3 separate regions of the Homo sapiens genome follow, and all the other regions are linked to region 1. A link is a loop called in an ENCODE intact Hi-C map of the cell type or tissue named here. Cell type or tissue: GM12878. All regions are shown on one strand.

The links. A loop is a pair of places that touch in the nucleus more often than their neighbours do. Peaks named below come from ENCODE experiments on the same cell type or tissue, not always from the same donor. Only the 100,000 strongest peaks of a DNase experiment are listed, where the experiment ranks them.
Region 2: a loop joins it to region 1, with 11 times the contacts of the local background. A loop is called at or near these places in 23 of 110 quality-filtered maps.
Region 3: it touches region 1 in a loop (2.3-fold over the local background); 4 of 110 quality-filtered maps call a loop at or near these places.

What each region holds. Positions count from the first base shown.
Region 1 is chr14:67,116,834-67,119,333 of GRCh38, forward strand. All of the region lies in intron 16 of GPHN (gephyrin), which reads left to right. The region is part of intron 2 of LOC105370538 (a long non-coding RNA gene); the gene reads right to left. Among named protein-coding and RNA genes, the nearest start is that of GARIN2, 71 kb to the right of the region's middle. In GM12878, no CTCF peak of the experiment used is centred here; a DNase peak (open chromatin) is centred at 1,353.
Region 2 is chr14:66,623,357-66,625,856 of GRCh38, forward strand. All of the region lies in intron 1 of GPHN (gephyrin), which reads left to right. Among named protein-coding and RNA genes, the nearest start is that of GPHN, 120 kb to the left of the region's middle. In GM12878, a CTCF peak has its summit at 1,169 (motif pointing right); a DNase peak (open chromatin) is centred at 1,175.
Region 3 is chr14:66,745,538-66,748,037 of GRCh38, forward strand. The region is part of intron 2 of GPHN (gephyrin); the gene reads left to right. It overlaps LOC124903332 (a long non-coding RNA gene), which reads left to right. Exons shown (of 2, transcript XR_007064219.1): 2 at 1-2,500. Among named protein-coding and RNA genes, the nearest start is that of GPHN, 240 kb to the left of the region's middle. In GM12878, a CTCF peak has its summit at 955 (motif pointing left); no DNase peak of the experiment used is centred here.

The DNA of each region.
Region 1 (2,500 bases):
CTCTTCCCTTCTTATCTTGTAACCTAGTAAGCCAGGCAATTAGCTTAACGATCAGTTAAACCTTTTTTTCCCCAGAGTTGTGTTAAAAGCTATTTGCAACAGGAACATTCTTCATGAGAGCTCATTGACTTTTCTCCCTCTTTTTGTGTTAGACCTATGTATCTGAACTATCTGGGTGTATCCATAATAACAAGAATTGAGTTTTGATCAATTAATAGATTAAGTTTTCTAGAAGACAGAGAAAGAAAGTGAGATGATTACCACAAATATGTAAAGAGTTACTGACCACTATAAAAGTCAAATCACCTTCTCTTTGCAAAGAGTGGGAAAGCCTTAAATGCAAGCAAACCCATTTCAATACATGAGAAAGAAAGGAAGTCATTACAACCAGTTCAAATAGTATCTTGGGCACTTGATAATTCCATCAAGACTATAGGATTAATTAAGTCTTTAAAAGTACTTTCAAGTGAATAATTGTAGTCATATCAAAAGTACTTCAAAATGACCACTGCAATTCCAGGTTGTCCTTGATGAAATTATGCTTTTTAGAAAGATAAATGTGTGAAAGAGAAAACAGAAGCCAGAGTTATGCCTGGAGATAGTGCAAGTTTATTATTAAATGAACCCATGAATTCATTAGCTACTGGTCATTCAAAAGGGAAAAATAGCACTTAAATATTGTACCTAAAGTCCTCAACAGTAAAGGTTGAACCCCTGGCAGCTAACCCTGAAACCTAACAAGCTAGAATGGGTAGAGAGGAAATCTCTCCCAAAGCCAGTTTCTCATAGACAAAACTAAGAAAAGTTCTTATAGGCACACAACAATGTGGCCAACTGACAGATAGGATGGCCAGTTTCAAATCTTTACTAAGAAAAACAAAAATTAGTATAAATCCAATCAGATAACCAAACAATTCTGGAAACCTTATAACAAAAACAATATCAGCTGTCTTTGGGAGTTCAGCAAAAAAACGATCAGACCTCAAAACAAGGGCTGGAGTTAATCTAAGCATCATAGACAAGGAATCTGCCCAAGCAAAAAGGCAGAAGAGACCTCACTGAAATACAGTATAACCAATAATATAACTGGTGGCAAGAGTTCCTGCCTAAGTCTTGGTAGGATTTTCATAATACCAAAATCCTAATACAAAGACCACCAGGGAAACCTGTTGATCATACAAAATGGTTATATTAAAGTTTCTGAGAAAAAGAAAACATCACCTTGACAATGTTGGGGAGGGAAAAATAATTTTTCCTCTACCCTTGTGAGTTCTTACCTGGGACCTCTATAAACGATAGATTAACAAGAAAAAAAGAGAAGTTAGTTAACATGTATACCTCGTGTATATATGGGACATACCCAAGGGAAAATTAGTAACTCCTAAAGTGATGGCTGAGAAGTCTGGCTTAAATAGCATCTTCAGCAAAGAACAGTACATTCTTAGAGAAGTGATGAGACAAAGGACCTTGAGTCTCTAGGGCCGGCAATTTGTGGGAAGGCAAATATATGGGAAACTAATGATAGATTAAAGGCTAGTTAATAAAGTTTGATATATAAATTCCTCTGGCGCCATCTGCAGGCTGATAAGTGTCCAAAGATTTATCCCTCGGGCCAGGCGCGGTGGCTCACGCCTGTAATTCAAGCACTTTGGGAAGCCTAGGCGGGTGGATCACAAGGTCAGGAAATTGAGACCATCTTGGCTAACACACGGTGAAACCCCTACTCTACTAAAAATACAAAAAAATTAGCCGGGTGTGGTGGCGAGGGCCTGTAATCCCAGCTACTCGGGAGGCTGAGGCAGGAGAATGGCGTGAACCCGGGAGGCGGAGCTTGCAGTGAGCCGAGATCGCATCACTGCACTCACTACAGCCAGGGCGACAGAGCGAGACTCCGTCTCAAAAAAAAAAAAAGATTCATCCCTCCAGGGGTCGCGGGGGGAGTTACCTTTCTTAATTTATGTCCTACTTTTAGGCAAACAGGAGAAAAGCAGAGAGCGTTTCTTATATTTTTCTTCTCAAGTGCCTTCGGCTAAAAAATATTTGTTATGCTGGCATATTTTGGGGTAGTATATTCTGCTACCCTTCAACAGAGTCTCAGTGGTGTTTCACAACTGGGAAGTCATAAGATTTTTATGAGGGTATTTATAGGATTTTGAGGACTAGGGTTGGCCATGGGATAGTTTTAAGGTAGAAGTTATTAAGCAAAGTCCGAGCAGAGATTGGTCGGAATTTGTAAAATAGGTGAATTGGTGGATCACAGTCAGTCTTATCTTCAGAGCATATGAATCCATGTGGAACTACTGTTAAAACAAGTTGTCCATGATCTTATCTTAAAGTATATGGATCTGAACAAGCTTGTGTTAAAAACAATTTATTTCAAGTTACATGTCCTGGTTTGGTACAGTTTAGCTGTTATGCAAATAATGGTATAGTTTTGCAAGTTGATGTTTCTGTTTTATTTCTCAGAAGGAAATAGTTTGTAGGCAAGGCAGCCAATTAT
Region 2 (2,500 bases), 490 kb before region 1:
GGGGACACAGCCAAACCATATCAGCCAGCAACCTTGGAAGTTAGTTTGCTTGATCATGTGACTGGCTGCTCAAAGCTGAAAGCAAATACAAAGCCTACTAAAAATACAAAAATTGGCTGGGTGTGGTGATGTGCACCTGTAGTCCCAGTTACTTGGGATGCTGAGGCACGAGAATCACTTGAACCCAGGAGATGGAGGTTGCAATAAGCTGAGATTGTGCCACTGTGCTCCAGCCTGTGTGTTGGAGTGAGACTCTGTTTCAAAAAAAAAAAAAAAAAAAAAGCAAAGTCATGCTTATTGGTGTATGTGCCACTTTCTCAGTTTGTGTCCTCTCATCCTGCCATCCCCCCTTTACCCTGACATCAGCTGCCTCAAGGAGAAAACTAAGTGCCCTGGAGAAATTTTAAAGAAGAGGAGGGACCTGAACTTTCATGGCTTTATTGGATACGGGTTACCAGATCACCATCCTTGGTCCCATGTGGGAAGGGAAAGCTGAACCCAGGGCTTGCCAAAAGGGCTGAAGATGAAGGGGAAGAGCTACCGTAATATTTCACCTCCTTGAGCGAGGTTGCTTTCCAAATATCAGAAGCTACATGAGGGAGGAAACAACTGCAGGGTTTGGACACCAACCCTGGAGCGAGCAGCCAAAGGAGAGAAAAAGTCTACACAGTGCTCCTCATGTCCTTATCGTCCTTTTCCACTCCCAGTACTCTCTGCTCCCCAGATTTTCAGCCTGGAGATATTACAGGCATTTTGTGGCCATTGTAAGCTGTCACATACCAACACTCTGTAGATTGTCAAATTTATGAATGTACCATTTCATAATTTCTGGAAACATGTTTTCTCTTAGTACAGTTCATTAATATGGCATAAGACATGTTTACTGGCAGACTCAAATATCTTTATTTCCTCTGTAATAAGAAGAACTAAATTACTATAGCCCTTGACATGTGCCTGTGAGACACCTTGGTCCGTGTTTTAGTATAGGATCTGTATCTGAATTCAACTGCTAGATTTGAGGAAAGTTTACCAAGGGATATGATGTTAAATTGACCTTGTGGGTAAAGCCCTTGGGCTGATTTCATGTACAAAGTTTACTCTATTAAATAAACGGTTGGGTCTGGTTCTCTGATAGCTTAAGTGAAAAGCTAATGGTGTCCACTGGGTGGCAGCCACCCTCCAGCTCCAAGGACAGTCTAAAAGATTAACTGGTAAGGGCTGATCCAGCACAATGGGCTGAATTAAAAGCCATTTTCTTGGACCAGGGGTTGAGAGACTTCAGTCTGTGTGCCAAATTTGGCTACAATCTGTTTTTCTATTGCTCTTAGCTTGGGAGGATTTTTACATTTTTTAAAGCATTGGGGGAAAAAGAATACACACTTGAGACTGTATGGGGCTTGCAAAGCCAAAACTATTTACTATCTGCTCTTTTCAGAAAACAAGTTTTCTAACTCCTACCTTAGACAGTATTCCTAAGGATTAAGTTATGATATCTTTTTCCTGAGTGTTGGGCTCTTGCCAGTTACTTCACTTGGGTAGTAATAGTAGATTACAGAGACACCCCTCCATGGAGACATAAGCTATGAACTGCCATTTGGAAGGGCTGGGTCACTCATGTTGATGCCTAGAGTAAGTGCCTGTTTTTACAATTAGTCTGAATGGAATCAAGCTGCTGGTCAAGCCTGCACTTGTTAGTGCCTTTCAATCTGGAAACTTGTCTTTTTTTTTCTTCTTCTTCTTTTTGAGGCAGGGTCTTGCCCTGTCACCAGGTTGCAGTGCCGTGGTACGAGATGGTCACTATAGCCTTGACCTCCCAGTCTCAAGCAATCCTCTCTCCTTAGCCTCCCATGTAACTGGAACTACAAACACGCACCACCACACCTAATTTTATAATTTTTTTGTAGAGACAGGGTCTCACTATGTTGCCAAGGGTCTCGAACTCCTGGGCTCAAGTGATCCTCCTGCCTTGGTCTCCCAGAGTGCTAGGATTACACTCATGGGCCACCATGCCCGGCCATTGTCTTTCATTTTTGGAAAATTTTCATATATTATTTACTTGATCAGCCCCTCCCTTCTTTTTTCTTGTTTTGTTTTTCTGGAATTTCTGTTTGGATGTTAGAGTTTCTCAATTTCCCCCCCAATTTTCTTAACTTTTCTTTCCTATTGTCTGCCTTTTGTCCTACTTCTTGGTAGTTTCTTTTCCCTACCTTTGTTTTCAAACCTTCTAATACAGTTTATGTTTCATTTACATTTTTAAATTCCAAGAATTCTTCCTCCAATGCCTGTTTGTAATAATACCCTGTTCTTATGTCAAGTACACAATTTGTCAGTCTCCATCTAATAAAATCACAGTGTGGTTTTTTAAAGACTATTCTGTTTCTTGCATTGTTTATTCCCAAATCCTTTTTGTTTGTTACTGCGTTTAGTTTAATCTGTGCTATTTATGATGCAAGCTTTCTTCACATATCTTGTGATTCTTATATGCAGATTTATATTTAAT
Region 3 (2,500 bases), 370 kb before region 1:
AATGATAATTTGATAGTGATATGTCTTCACCATTTTGTTATATATTGTCAGAAATTTGATGTAGAATAATTCATATGTTAGCAACTGTGGAAAGTGTTGCCAATTATGAAAAAAATGTAAATTTAGATAATTTAGAAATAGTCCACTAAGACTTTTATTATATAGTTGATTATATTAATTAAAGTAACTTGAATTCCTTGACAGTTTACTTATGTATAATGAGTGTTCATGATGCCCTAATTGAATTTTTATTTTTTTAAAATTTAATTTTTAAAAATAATAATAATACAGTAAAAAACCCTTTGTGATCTTTCTTAATAGTCACATCATCACTCTACCCTGCCTATCACAGATCTGTTTTACATCACTATAGTTTGTGTTTTTAAGAATGTCAAATAAATAGAATCAGAAAGTATGACCAGCTTCTCTCAGAGTAGAGTCTCTGAGATATATCCAAGTTGTGTATGTCAATAATTTATTCATTTTTATGGTAGATAGTATTCCATTGTACATATATACCATAGTTTGTTTATCTACTAACCCATTGAAAGACATTTGGGTTGCTTCCAGCTTTTGGCTGTCACAAATAAATCTACTGTTAATATTTGTATATAAGTTTTGGTATGAACATAAGTTTTCATTTCTCTATAAATACCCAGATGTACAATTGCTGGCTCATATGATAAATGTATACTTAACATTATAAAAACCCGCCAAACTGTTTTCCAACATCTGCATCATTTCAGTATTAGGCTCAATCAATTGTCTTATCCCATGTGAATTTGTATCCTGTATTACTTTATAAGACTCTGAGTCTTATTTAGATCCTGTGGAAAATATTGATATTTTTGTTTTGGCCTTCTGTGGATTGTGTGGTTCTAACCTTGGCTCTATTTTACAAGACTTTGGTGTGCAATTTGGATCTGTCATGAATGTGTACCCTCTAGTGGTCACTCTGGGACCAGCTTGTAGATCTGTTCTTAGCTAAGGCCTTTAAATATTTGATATGCTAATTAGTATCAAATCCATAAATGGGCAGATCCAGGGTGAGTAAAAGTTCAAAACAACTTTATGTAGTTGCTTTCCTGGTCTCCCTTCCCTAAGTACTTTCTACTTCCCTTGGGGCTGTTTTTTTTGTTATTGTTGTTCTTCAAAAAAGAAATTGTTTCTTTCTGCAGTTTTACGACATCCTCACACCATTTAGCACTGGTGATAAGATGCCACCAAGGCTACATGGTGGGAAGACAGGGACATAGGGAAAAAATTCTACAGGGTTTGGTGCTGCCCTTTTGGCATTGCTGCTTCTCTGAAAGGTAGGTCGACCTCCCTCAGAGTTTTGACTCCTGCAGTCTCTCATTTCTGTCTTCTTTTATTTTAGCTGCCATGGGACTGTTCAGGGTTTGGGGCATAGAAAAATGAGGAAGAGGAGAGGGGGAAACAAAATAACCTGGAGATTTCTCCTACTCTTTCTCTGTCTGCACTGTAAGTGTTCAGAAAATTTCTCCTGGACCTCACTCACACCACATAGTGCTCAGTTCTGGGTTTCTGGCTTCAGAGGTAGTGGAGGAAAATAAATGTTAAACTCAACATTGGTATTCTTCCCTCATCTGTCTACTAGTGTTAACTTTTCAGAGTTTTCAGATAAGTCTCTAGCCAGGTTTTTTAGTTGAATTAGCATGAGATAAAGAGAGTCTGGTCTTATTTCATCTTACTGGAATCAGGACCCCTAATTGATTTTTAAATGGTATTGTTGATACAATTGTCAGGCCATTTATTTCAGTATTTCACTAAGTAACTTCTAAACTGTGAAAAAAGTAATTATAAAATAAACATCAGGTATTTTTGTTCTTATTTGTATCTTTGACATGAGATAAAGTTTGTGGAAGATTTAACAAGAACATCATAAGAAGTTGACTATAAATTAGATGTTAATTCATTAATTTATTCACTCCACAGAAATTAAACGAGTACTGACTCTTGGCCTGGGATTGCAGATATTATAATGAACAAGATAGGCAGAGCTCCTTCTCAGGACGGGTTAATAGATTTGAGACAGTCATTTATAGTACATTGTAAAAAAAAAAAACAAAACTGCCCCAGAGTTAATGTTAAAAATTGTTTTATTATTTTTTCTTTAAGATAAAACTTTTAAGGGGTCAGGACTCTGGTAATGTTGAATGTACATTAATGCATTTATGTATGGACATAGCTGAGGATTTTGTTAAAATGTGCCTTAAATGATTACATAAATTAAATAAGCAATTTGTTCAGCAGGTTAAAAGGAAGATATTTCATATTTTTGTAAATGAACACATGAAATTTTTTCCTTTAAGATTTTAAATGCCAAATTATTTACTTAGGTAGTGAACTATAGTGTTAACATTAAATAAAAAGAGATCTACATATCTACTCCTATTTCTGTATTAATAAACTGTGATGATGTATCAATAAGTAGGATCATGTGCCATTAGGACTTGAAATAATGGAATATGGTACGTCC